Linked DNA regions of Homo sapiens: all the other regions are linked to region 1. Evidence: chromatin contacts called from ENCODE Hi-C or POLR2A ChIA-PET data. All regions are on one chromosome and are shown on one strand. Each heading gives the region's core, a stretch centred on a gene start or an enhancer-like site at or near the end of the contact. The rest is flanking DNA. Distances are from core to core; before and after follow the strand shown. Region 1 holds the start of EEFSEC (eukaryotic elongation factor, selenocysteine-tRNA specific). Region 2 holds the start of RAB43 (RAB43, member RAS oncogene family). Region 3 holds the start of ACAD9-DT (ACAD9 divergent transcript).

The links. Hi-C counts contacts between places; a loop is a spot of excess contacts on that map. ChIA-PET counts read pairs that join two places held with the same protein, here RNA polymerase II (POLR2A). Pooled maps may share reads with other maps.
Region 2: a loop to region 1 is called in a pooled map, with 10 times the contacts of the local background. The contact joins the promoter of RAB43 here to the promoter of EEFSEC in region 1. A Hi-C loop is called at or near these places in 3 of 50 pooled maps. POLR2A ChIA-PET finds 5 or more read pairs at or near these places in 3 of 52 experiments (RWPE1, WTC11 and endothelial cell of umbilical vein).
Region 3: a map of naive thymus-derived CD4-positive, alpha-beta T cell shows a loop between it and region 1 (31-fold over the local background). The contact joins the promoter of ACAD9-DT here to the promoter of EEFSEC in region 1. A Hi-C loop is called at or near these places in 1 of 168 maps with a recorded cell type or tissue (naive thymus-derived CD4-positive, alpha-beta T cell), 2 of 37 single-sample maps with no recorded cell type and 11 of 50 pooled maps. POLR2A ChIA-PET finds 5 or more read pairs at or near these places in 2 of 52 experiments (T-cell and activated CD4-positive, alpha-beta T cell).

What each region holds. Positions count from the first base shown.
Region 1 is chr3:128,151,603-128,155,591 of GRCh38, forward strand. It overlaps EEFSEC (eukaryotic elongation factor, selenocysteine-tRNA specific), which reads left to right and starts at 1,879. Exons shown (of 7, transcript NM_021937.5): 1 at 1,879-2,221. The coding sequence starts at 1,906. It also overlaps a transcript of RUVBL1 not described here. RefSeq lists an enhancer at 1,510-1,739 and a silencer at 1,870-2,389.
Region 2 is chr3:129,119,752-129,123,740 of GRCh38, forward strand. RAB43 (RAB43, member RAS oncogene family) reads right to left here and starts at 2,053. Exons shown (of 3, transcript NM_198490.3): 1 at 1,535-2,053. The coding sequence starts at 1,738. The region is part of intron 11 of ISY1-RAB43 (ISY1-RAB43 readthrough); the gene reads right to left. RefSeq lists an enhancer at 137-1,082 and silencers at 1,863-2,042, 2,063-2,282.
Region 3 is chr3:128,877,266-128,881,254 of GRCh38, forward strand. It overlaps ACAD9-DT (ACAD9 divergent transcript), which reads right to left and starts at 2,171. Exons shown (of 3, transcript NR_186174.1): 1 at 1,871-2,171. It overlaps ACAD9 (acyl-CoA dehydrogenase family member 9), which reads left to right and starts at 2,355. Exons shown (of 18, transcript NM_014049.5): 1 at 2,355-2,576. The coding sequence starts at 2,427. RefSeq lists enhancers at 1,225-2,076, 1,932-2,481, 2,077-2,929, 2,542-2,621, 2,930-3,781.

The sequences.
Region 1 (3,989 bases), core at 629-3,128:
CAAGGTGGGAAAACGGAAACAAAGATTCTGTTCTCTTCTTGTAAGGACCCTAATCCCATCACAAGGGCCCGCTCTCATGATCTCATCTAACCTCCCAAACGTCCCATCTCCAAATACTATCACACTGGGGGTCAGGGTGTCCACATATGAATTTGAGAGGGACACAATTCAGTCTATGACATGGACTCTGTTCCTAGTGGAGAGTGGTGGAACGAAGGAGGCAGTTACTGCAAGCATGAATACATCCGCACATGGTCTGGCTCATCACAGAGGGCAAAGGTAAGATCCTGTGAACTTTGTGCTCCACCGCCACAGTGTTACAAAAACACTCTCTTCTCCAGAAAAATGGAAGGAGGAGGCAATGTTGGGCTAGCATTCCTGCCTGGTATCACTGGCTGAGACTGAGCAGTGGCTTCCCTCTTTGCACAGGAAAAGGGCTCTCCAGGTCTCCCAGGTCCCCACCACTCCCTGTCATCTTAGACTCTTTTAACTTCTCTTCTTTGATTTACCCACCACCTGGCCAGAGCAGACACTTAGGTTTGTTACCTCTGGTTGGTGACTATGGCTGACAACCTTTTTTGTGGTTCTAGACACTTCAGAATCTAGTGAGAGTTGTCGACCCTCTGTCTAGCAAGAGCACATCACAACACATTGTGCGTTCAATTTAGAGGTTTGTGGCCTCTCCTAAGCCCAGGCTACAGACTCTCAGGGTGAGAATTTCTGAGTCAGAGATAATGTTGTCCTCTTCCATCTTCAAACCATCTTTTCCCATGGTTGGCTCCTTCTCAACACTGGAGTTTCAACTCAAACAGCAACTCCTAGATGTCTTCCCTGACCCACAGTTAGGTAGCTGTCCATCCTCCCTCTCCTGCTCCTTTTTATCTCAGCTTTTATTTTCCCTAGGAGACTTCTCGCTCTCTGAAATGGTCTGGTTCAGGCTGTATTGTTTGACTTAGCCCTCACCCCCTGAATGTAATATTAGCGGGCACTGTAGCCCAGCGGAACCCACCAGGCACTTGGTAAGATCTTGCTGAAATGTATGAATGATTGGAAGTGTGTCCGGAGTTGGTTTCTTCCAGTGGGTTCCTAGTCTCGCTGACTTCAAGAATGGAGCCGCGGACCTTCGCAGTGAGTGTTAAAGCTCTTAAAGATGGCACAGTCCCAAAGAGTGAGCAGCAGCAAGATTTATTGTGAAGAGCAAAAAGCTTCTGCAATGCGAAAGGGCACCTGAGAGGGTTGCTGCTGCTGGCGGGGGTGGCCAGCTTTTATTCCCTTATTTGCCCCCTCCCCCACGTCCCCCCGCCCTCCCCCGCCCCCCGCCGTCCCCCCGCCCTCCCCCCCGCCCCCGTCTTCCCGCCCCCCCCGCCCCCGTCTTCCCCCCGCCCACCCCGCCCCCCCCGCCCCCCTTCGCCCCCCCATGTTCCGTTTTTGTCCTATCAGAGCGCCCTTTTTTCAATCCTCCCTGTGATTGGCTTCTTTTAGGATCCTGCTGATTGGTGCATGTTACAGAGCACTGATTGGTGCGTTTTACAGAGCGCTGATTGGTGCATTTTACAATCCTCTTGATAGCTATAGAAAAGTTCTCCAAGTCTCCACTCACCCAGAAAGTCCAAATGGCTTCACTTCTCAGAAGGATCCCTCCATCTCGGGCTCCTAGAGGCTTCAGGCAGGAGGAGCCACGTGAGAGAGAAACCCTGCCTACGGTGACCTCCAGTTCCTAGACCACCCACTCGGAGCACGGCGCTCGGCTGTGCCCGTGAGCCTCAGGAGGGCGGAAGCTTCCGGGCCGGAACGGGTGTGCACAGCGCGCCGGTTACGGGGGGGCAACTTAACGGGCCGGACCGCGGCGACTACCGAGGGAGGTGAGGGGCGGGCCGGGCGGGTGTCCGAGGCGGCGGCGGCGGCATGGCAGGGCGGCGGGTGAACGTGAACGTGGGCGTGCTGGGCCACATCGACAGCGGCAAGACGGCGCTGGCGCGGGCGCTAAGCACCACAGCCTCCACCGCCGCCTTTGACAAGCAGCCGCAGAGCCGCGAGCGCGGCATCACGCTCGATCTGGGCTTCTCGTGCTTCTCGGTGCCGCTGCCCGCGCGCCTGCGGTCGTCTTTGCCCGAGTTCCAGGCAGCGCCCGAGGCCGAGCCCGAGCCCGGCGAGCCACTGCTTCAGGTCACGCTGGTCGACTGCCCCGGGCACGCCTCCCTCATCCGGACCATCATCGGCGGTGAGCGCGGGCCGGGGCGGGAGCCGGGCTCAGGGACGCGGGCGGAGCGACCGGGCCCCGTGTCCGAATTCGCTCGAGCCTTTGCCGGGACGGGAAATCGCCCCACCTCATTGGTGGGGCTCCTGACGCCCCAAGAGGCGGACGTGACTTGCCTAGGGCTCCGCAGCAAGTGAGCGGAGGCTTTGAGATTCAGCTTTTCCCATCCAGCAGAACCGAGCTGCAAGGCGCCTTCCTTAAAAAAAAAAAAAAAAAAAAATCAAAAAATCCCTACCAAATGTGTTTATAATACATGGTCAAGTAAAGAAAACTCAAAATAAGAAAACTCACAAGCTACAAAAAGGGTATACATACAAAGGCTGTCTTCATTCACCTGTCATTTGGTCTGATTCCCGTTCCTAGAGCCAACCGCTGCTACCAGTTTTTGTATATCATTTCAGAAAGGCTCCACGTCAATACAAGCATATCTGTGTGTATGTATAAATCCCTCTTTCCCTCATCCTTTTAGACACGATTTCACTCAACATTGTGTCTGGAGAGTGCCCCATATCTGTACACAAAGCTACATCATTCTTTTTAAAGCTCACATAGAATTCAACTGCACCCTTGTACCAACATTTTCTTTTTCTTTTTTTTTTTTTCTTTTTGAGACAGAGTCTTGTTCTGTCGCCCAGCCTGGAGTGCAGTGGCACGATCTCGGCTCACTGCAACTTCCGCCTCCTGGGTTCAAGCGATTGTCCTGCCTCAGTCTCCTGAGTAGCTGGGATTACAGGCGCGCGCCACCACGCCCGGCTAATTTTTTTGTATTTTCAGTAGAGACGGGTTTCACCATGTTGGTCAGGCTGGTCTCAAACTCCTGACTTCATGACCCGCCCGCCCTGGCCTCCCAAAGTCCTGGGATTACAGGCGTGAGCCACCACGTCCGGCCTGTACCAACATTTTCTGAACAAATCTTTTAATGATGGACGTTTATGCTGTTTCCAGTATTTACAAACCATTTTGCAGTGAATATTCTAGAACAGAACTCTTTGGTATGTTCGCATATATGTAGGATAATAGATAATAACTGGCTGGGGCAAGGGGCATGTGTGTTTTCGGTCGTGGTGGGTACTGCCAAAATGCCCCACAAAGAGGTACCATTAATTTTTAATTATACATGTAATACATGAATACATGCTACTTGTGAAGAAATAGAACATCACAAATAAGACAAACATTCCCTTACCCACTCCTCTGTCCTAAATTCTGTACCCCTCCTATCTCTGCAAATGAAAAGACCCGTTTTTTGTTTTTTTGTTTTTTTGTTTTTTTCTGAGATGGAGTCTCGCTCTGTTACCAGGCTGGAGTGCAGTGGTGCAATCTTGGCTCACTGCAACCTCTTTCTCCCCGGTTCAAGCGATTCTCCTGCCTCAGCCTCCCAAGTAGCTGGGACTACAGGTGCACATCACCACACCTGGCTAATTTTTATATTTTTAGTAGACATGGGGTTTCACCATATTGGCCAGGATGGTCTTGATCTCGACCTCGTGATCCCCATGCCTCGGCCTCCCAAAGTGCTGGGATTACAGGTGTGAGCCACTGTGCCTGGCTGAAAAGACCATTATTATACCTTTGTGGATTACTTTTCCAGACCCATTTAACTCCACTTAAATATATGGATAGAGTTTTAAAACATGTTTTGTTTTTAGAAAAAATGATACAATAATATAAACACATGGTATAAAAGGGTATATAGCTAAAGAAGTATACTTCTCACTGCTGACCCCAGTAC
Region 2 (3,989 bases), core at 803-3,302, 970 kb after region 1:
TGCTGGGACACAGTCTGTTATCTCAACAGGTAAACAGGAACCCTGCCCCCTCCCTGACCACCGTCAGCACTGGGCCACCACAGACACTCCAGACACAGACCGATAGCACATGAGGAGGACACCACTGCTCTTTAGCCTGTATTTTCACACTCCCATTTCCCTGCAGCTGCTGGCATCATCACTGGGCACACTCAATAACGGACACTCCACCCACTCCAGCCCTTCCCTGGCTACCTGCTCCAAAAGGGTGGTCCCGAGTGACTCAAAGCTGCCTTCTGCACCTTGCTCTTTTCCATCCACGGAGACCAAAACACAGACCCCAGAAGACGATTAAAATATAATAATAATAAAACCCCTCAGGCAGGAGTTTCTGCTTCCCCGTCACATCTACTGAGAGGCACTGTGGACACATAAAGACTGTTGACTTACTTTTTTCTCCACCTTGGGGCAGGAGGGAGGCAACACCCAGAAATTATCCCAATTTTATAGAAACAAAGACAAAGAGCTACATATCCTAGCCAAAGGCAACAAGGAGCAGGCCTAGAGCCACCCGGAGAGGCAGAGCCCAGCAGCAGCAAGGCTCCAGTGACTCCCATCTCCCTGGCAGAGATCGTCCCAGCCCTGTGCCCTGAGGGTGTCCTGAAGATCATGGGGGCTCGAAACCATGAAAGCAAGCAAAGATTTCTGTACAGTGCGGTTCAGAAAAGTTACTGAGTGCCTTCAGCCCAGGATCTCCTGGTTGATTAGGGAGTACTAACACCTAGGTTAAGAAACTCTGATTTCATTCATCACAAATATTTATCAAACCACTGCCAGGACATTGTGGCAACCACATCCTGCTGTTTTTATTCGGAGCCATTGCCAAAGCTTGGTTCTCTCCCCCACCTTCCGGTATCTGTGAAGTTTTCAGTTTCTATCAAACTCCAGCTGGGGGAGGGAACCGGGGCTGGCCCTAGTCGAGTAAAGTTCCACCACCAGGTCCACAAAGAGACTGCAGGGAGGCGTGGCCAGGCCGGAAATTCTGACAAAAAGTTTTGGCCCTCTGGTCCTAAAAGCAACTACTTCCTGATCGCTCCTAGTCCTGGGGTGGGGATGCAGTTCTCTGGCTGAGTGCCCCGCCGGTGGGCTGAGCTGGGGGCTGCCATCGCGGTGGATGGAGGTGGGGGGTCTGATCTCCGCACTCCAAGGCGCTCCGCTAGTACCTGGAACAGGGGAGTCTAACCCCCTGCCTTCCAATGGCTAAAGTTATTTTGGAGCACAGTCCCCTCCTAGGGTGTGAGCTCCGGAGGGCAGGGCCGCCTCCTCCACACTCCCTCGCCCCCCCCCCCCCCAGCAACCCACGGCCGGCGCTTTGAGGACTTGAACCCGGCCCAGACCCCGGGGCCCAGGCCTGCTCCGACCCGAGGAAGGAAAAAGGGGAAGCCAAAGGAAACTTCAGATGGACGCGGGGTGCGCTCGCCGCGGCCAGGGGCTCCGCTGCCCCCGCCCCACCCTCCGAGGGAGCGCCTTCCAGGGGCCCTGGCCGGCCTCCCACCTTGACCCGCTTGCCCTGGATCTCCAGCGTCTTCATGGTGAAGTCGACGCCGATGGTGCTTCCCTGGCGCTCCGAGAAGGCGCCGGTCTTGAAGCGCTGCACCACGCACGTCTTGCCCACGCTTGCGTCGCCCACCAGCACCAGCTTGAACAGGAAATCGTACTGCTCGTCCGGGTCCCCCGGGCCTGGGCCCGGCCCTGCCATGGCCTAGAAGAAGCCGAAGGGCCGGCGCTCTGGACGCTGGGACCGGCCTGAGCTCACGCAAGCCGCGGGCCGAGCTCCGCCCGCTCCAGCCCACGGGCCGCCTGGCTACGTGGAGCCGCCGCAACACCTGAACCCCCAGCACTGCCGACCGCCTGCCTCGGCCTCGGCCCCGCCCCACCCCGGCTGGCTCCCGCCCCGGCCCGGCTCGGCCCCGCCCGGACCCGGTGCCCCGCGGGTTCGGCTCCCCCCCGGACCCGCCAAGCCGGGCCCTCCGCAAAGCTCCGGCCGGTCCTCAGCTCCGTGCCACACCAGTCTGGCCTGTAGGCCCGCCCCAGCCCGCCCCCGCCCGCCCCCGGCTCCGCCCTCAGGCTGGCACCCACTCCGCCCCCAGCCCAACCCTCGGGCCCACCTCAGCCCGACCCGGGTTCCGCCTACGTCCCCGCCCCCGACTCCGCCCTCAGCTCCGACCTCGACTCCGCCCCCAGGCCCACCTCAGCGCGCCCCGACTCCGACCCGACTCTGCCCTCAGCCCGACCTCGACTCCGCCCACAGGACCACCTCAGCCCGCCCCGACTCCGCCCTCAGCCCGAACTCGACTCCGTCCCCAGCTCCGACCTCGACTCTGCCTTCAGGCCCACCTCAGCCCTCCCCGACTCCGCCTTCAGCCCGACCTCGACTCCGCCCTCAGGCCCACCTCAGCACACCGCCCCGACTCCGCCCACAGGCCCACCTCAGCCCGCCCCGACTCCGCCCTCAGGCTCACCTCAGCTCTGACTCCGCCCCACCCGACTCCGCCCTCAGCCCCGACCCCAGCCCGACCCCGCCCTCAGCACCTCGGCCCCTCCTCCATCAACACCCCGGCGCGCCCACACCGCGGATCCGTCTGGCCCCCAAACCGCTGCCCACCCCGACCCTTCATCAGCTGGGACCCCCAGGTGCTGTCCCGCGCCTCCTGCTCGCCCCCCACCCAGGCCTGGTCCGCCTGCCCGGGATCCCCTACCTGCTGCCTCCCAGACCGCCGGTCAGGGACAGGCGGAGACCATGGCTGGAGCTCCGGGCCTGCAGGCCTAGACTAAGAATGACCCCCTCCGGAATGGATCACGGAGGAAGGGGACGACCACAGCAGTGTCACCTGAGTGCCCACTCTGACAGGCGGGCAGTGCAGTCTCCGAGAGTGGTGGGGGTCGCTCTTCCCAGGGGCGGAAGGGAAGGGAGGGAGCAGGCTGCAGAAGGCCAGAATCCAGGCTGGCTACAAAACTGCGGAGGAGCCCAAAATCCTTGTGAGGAGAGGACCCAGGGCCCCATTTGATGGGAAGCTAGGCCAGAAGGAGGAGCTGGGAGCTCTTGTCTCCAAAAGGCAGCCTAGCAGTGGTTGAAGCAGCTGCTAAACGGCTGGATGACCCAGCTCAGAGCAGCTACAGGCCCATTTGGGAAACTGACCCAGCCAAAAAGCACCAGTCTAGGAAGAGGAACAGAAAAACTTGAAGGGATTTCTGAGGAAGGGCAGACCAACTCCTGAGTTGGCCCAGTGAACCAGGGCGCCTCAGAGAAAGGAGACCCAAACATCTGTAAGAAGCTTATACTAGATCCAACAGGACTGGGCTTCCCAGCTCCGAAGATGGGAAGGAATTGACAGCACCCCTTACCCCTCTAGACAGCTTCCTTGTGGCACTCCAATTCCAGGTATTCAACATATTTAATGAATGGCTACTACAGGCGGGCATTGTCCTGGGGCCTTGTAATGCACCTGTGGACAAAGCAGACAAAAATCCAGGAGAAAAGGGGAAAGTCTTCAAGCTGAAGGAGACTTCGCAGAGAGCAAGTCCCCCAGTGCCACTGTGAGGACCCCAGCCAACCTTTCAGGTCAAGATAGAAAGGGACTGAATGAGCAGTCTGCAAAGGCAGACCCCGTGGAGAAGGCAGAAGAGTTGTTTCTTCTGAAAGTTTGAACTCCACTCCCATGGGAAATACCCAACAGAATCAGACAGGAAACCCCAAAGTGCCACTGAAAAGCAATTGAGAGCCCCACTTTGGTACACCTGATGGGAGCGGAGAGTTAGAGAGGCAGGAAATAACCTCCACTCCAGGGTAGAAGTAGACAGGAGATGGGATGGAAGGTTTCTGCATGCTGGGACTAGCTCAGGTCAAAGTCCAGAACTCCAGAAAACAAGGCCTGCCCCCAGCTCAGAGCAGCTACCACAGCACAAAATGGTGTGGAATCCAGGAGCCAGGATGAAGCGTAGGGGTAGAC
Region 3 (3,989 bases), core at 921-3,420, 730 kb after region 1:
TAGAAACTAGTATAGTAGTGAAACAGCAAAACTCTTCTGCTATACTCTATTGGAGCAATTAGAAACTATGCCTTAACATTTTTCTAATTTTTGTTTTGTAAAATTCTGTGCCACTGGATTTCTCATTTGGTTGATTTAGGGAGACCTGTGTACACTAAACATTTGACACATTAACAGAGTACTTGACTGATTTGACTACATTTGTTTGGCAAAAAAGTACAGCAGCTCAAAATTGAAACAGTTTTTGCAACATATGTATATTTTTCTTTGTTTTACCTATGGGGATAATTTACAAAGGCAGTTGTTTCCAAATACCTTCTTGTGAAGCTGAATGCTAAGCAAGTAAATATCAACCACTGATGAAGAAACCAGGTGAGAGACCTTAGACAAGGTAAAATAATCTGAAAAGATGCCTGCAAATATTTTGCAGTTTAGACTCTACGCCTTGCAGAGTTTTGAGCTCTTTTTTCTTGATGTTGTGTTAGCAATGTAATCTTTTTTGGTGCTGAGCTTAGCTTGCTGAGATGAAAGGGATTTCTTTTTCTTCTCAAGGAGTTGACACAATGGAAGCTGGAGGCATTTCCCAACACTGTGGTCAATGCTACAGTCGGGGAACAAGCAAGTCTCCCCCAAAACAGGGATCGGAGTTTTTAAGGATAATTTGGCGAGTAGGAGCTCGGGAAGTGGGGAGTGCTGACTGGTTGGGTTGGAGATGGAATGATAGGGGGTTGAAGTGAGTTTTTCTTGCTGTCTTCTGTTCCTAGGTGGGATTGCAAAACTTGTTGAGCCAGATTACCGGTCTGGGTGAAAAAGCAGAGTGGCATTCTTCCTGGAGGAGCTGGCTGAAGATCTGTAGAGGGCCCATGTGCCACGTTCAGAGCACTGTTGGGCTGTGAGGTGCCAGGCATGCCCTGCCTCCTACGTGGGCCCCTATGGCCTGGCCTTGAAACCGCCACTGCAAAATTATAACCGAGACAATGAAAGAGATCTGACCTAACCAACTCCATCTTGCTTCTAACCTCCAAGCTGTCCTTGTTCATTCCTGAGCGTAGGCTGAACTAACCTTGGGAAGGAATGAGTTTATAGTTTAACTTCAAAACAAAAATAGCCCTTTCCCGGGAAAACAACAACAACAACAACAAAAAACAACCTCTTCTTGCCTGGGACCAGTTGGCCTTTGGAGGACTAACAAATTAGCTATAAGATTAGAAATTACAGTTTAGAGGCCATACAGCCTTTGGTTGCAAGAGTCTGAACGTCCCCCAAATTGTTCCTGGGAATAACATCACTGTTGTAAAACCTACCAACACCCAGACTGGTAATCTGGCTCAACTAGTTCTGCAATCCCATTCAGGAACAGAAGACAGCAAGAAAAACTCACTTCGGCCCCCTATCAGTCCATCTCCAACCCGACCAATCATGCACCTCCCACTTCCCGAGCTTCTACTCGCCAAATTATCCTTAAAAATTCCGATCCGTTTTTGGGGAGACCGATTTGGCTAATAAAACTCCCTTTCCAACACACCCGGCTCTGCGTGAATTACTCTCTCTCTATTGCAATTTCCGTCTTGATAAATCAGCTGTCTAGTCAGCGGGCTGTAACCTTGGGCGGTTACAGCCTGGCCTGTCCCATCCCATCCAATAGTTCCCATCTCTTCTCAGCTCTCTCTGTAGTTTCTCTTCCTCCGCCTGCCTTTTAAGTTAGTGTTTCCCAGGACAGAGGTGACTCAGTTGTATCCAGACCGCTCTGTGACTGAACACCCACTTTCTTTTCCTTTTCCAAAAAATATATGTAACATACATGTCAACTAGGAACAAAACAGTATCTCAGGAATCCACCATCCAGTTAAAAATGGACCCTTACCCTTACCGTGCCCCTGCAGAGACCCCAATACAGCGCATTTCCCTCATTCTTTTGCTTTTCTCAAGTTTTACCACGGCCTCGTGGCCACAAGTGACAAAAGAGACAAGTGGAGGCAGCTGAGCCGGCCTTTAGGTTTCTGTACACAGGGAGATTTCCCATGGCTGGCATTTATGGAAACAACCGCTGGTATGTGAAAAACAGGTCCGTCACCGCCGTCACGACGGCCAGAGATTATACCCGCCGAGATGCCCGCGGCCCAGGGCCTACAATTTCCTCCGGCCAGCTCCTTTGGCCGCGCAAGCGCAGTGGGGCCGGCGGGAAGCGTAGGCGTGTGACGTCATCAGGCGGCGCGGGCCAGCCAGGTGCACGTGACTAAGGCCTTGGGCGCGGCAGGTGGTAGCCTTCCCGCCCTTCTGGCCTCTCCATCCCCTGCTGCGGGGGACCGCGCAAGCGCAGTGAGTACTGCACGTTGTCGCGGGCCAGTAACGTCATCAGACGTGTGTGTGTCCCTGCGGCGCTAAGAAGGGGAGACTGAGGCTGAGGCTGGGGAACATCGGGCAGCATGAGCGGCTGCGGGCTCTTCCTGCGCACCACGGCTGCGGCTCGTGCCTGCCGGGGTCTGGTGGTCTCTACCGCGAACCGGCGGCTACTGCGCACCAGCCCGCCTGTACGAGCTTTCGCCAAAGAGCTTTTCCTAGGCAAAATCAAGAAGGTAACGCGAGCCCTGGGCGAACCCTTGCTGTCTGGCTCCCGCTTTTCACCCTCAGCTGCAAGACTGGTGTTGAACTTTGTGAGATTCCCCAAACCTGCCAGAGAGATACACCCTGCGGCCGAGGCGTGTTAACACTCCGGATTCCTGAGTTCCAGGAAAACCTTCCCAGAGAAAGGGTGAGACATTTCCAAGACGGGGGACCCTTGGAAATGTGGTGGTGACGTGTTCCAGCTAAATTTTGTCAGGGGAATTCGGAAAACTCTAGGCTAGGTAATTAACAAAGCAGCCTTCATCTCAGCTGGTCTGGTCTGGAAATGTGCGGGGCTTCCTCTCTGATTCCTAAACAGCTTACACCATGTCCCTCCTCAGTCACCTTCCAGCGCCCTGGGGCTTCCTTCCCCAGGTGAGCCCAGCGCCTCTCCCTGCCATTGAGGTTCCTCAGAAATCTGGCTCCAAGATGCTTCCCAAGGGTGGCACAACCCAGCCAATAGTAACAGTTTGGTTATAAAACACTCATTGTCTTCTTAGAGTTGGAAGACTTGGGTTTGGTCTTGGCTCGTTGACTTTGAAACTCAGTTGTTTTTTTTGAGACAGAGTCGCGCTCTTGTCGCCCAGGCTGGAGTGCTCACTGCAACCTCCCTCCTGGGTTCAAGCGATTCTCCTGCCTCAGCCTCCGGAGTAGCTGGGATTACAGGCGCCTGCCCGGCTTTTTTTTTTTTTGTATTTTTAGCAGAGACGGGGTTTCACCATGTTGGCCAAGCTGGTCTAGAACTGACCTCGGGTGATCCGCCCACCTCGGCCTCCCACAGTGCTGGGATTACAGGGGTGAGCCACCGCGCCCGGCCAAGACTCAGTTCTTTCAGCCTTAAAATGGAGATAGTGTTGTGTCTCCTTCACAGATGTGTTGTAGAGCCCCAGTGAGATAAACGGTGCATGGAGAGTCTTCTTAAACTGTAGAGTACTGTGCAGCAGAAGAGAGAGCTGGCTTCAACACTTAGTCTTGTGACCTTGGAGCTGACGGCTGCACCTCCCTGTGCCTCAGTGCATTCATCTACAAAATAGGAATAAACACATTTCTTGCTCTTTCCTTTGTATTTCATTTTATCTTCTAAGGAAACCAACAGTATACTTGCTATTTCGTCGAGGTGCCCTACTTTGAACTTGGCTGAATGTTGGCTGATCCTGTATCACAGAAGTTATTCCCTGGCTTCTCTTTGGAACGTTCCTCTGAGGTTGTCAGGCTGATACCTTTATAGCAAGCAACTTTACAGATGAAGAAGCTAAGACTCAGACTAAAAGCAGTTTGCCCAGCTAGAAAGTGCGGAGCTATGTCTTGAACATATTGGAAAACCTTTTACCCAGGACCTGGGGCAGTGTGGTGCTCTATCCTGGGACTTCCTGCTATCCAGCAGC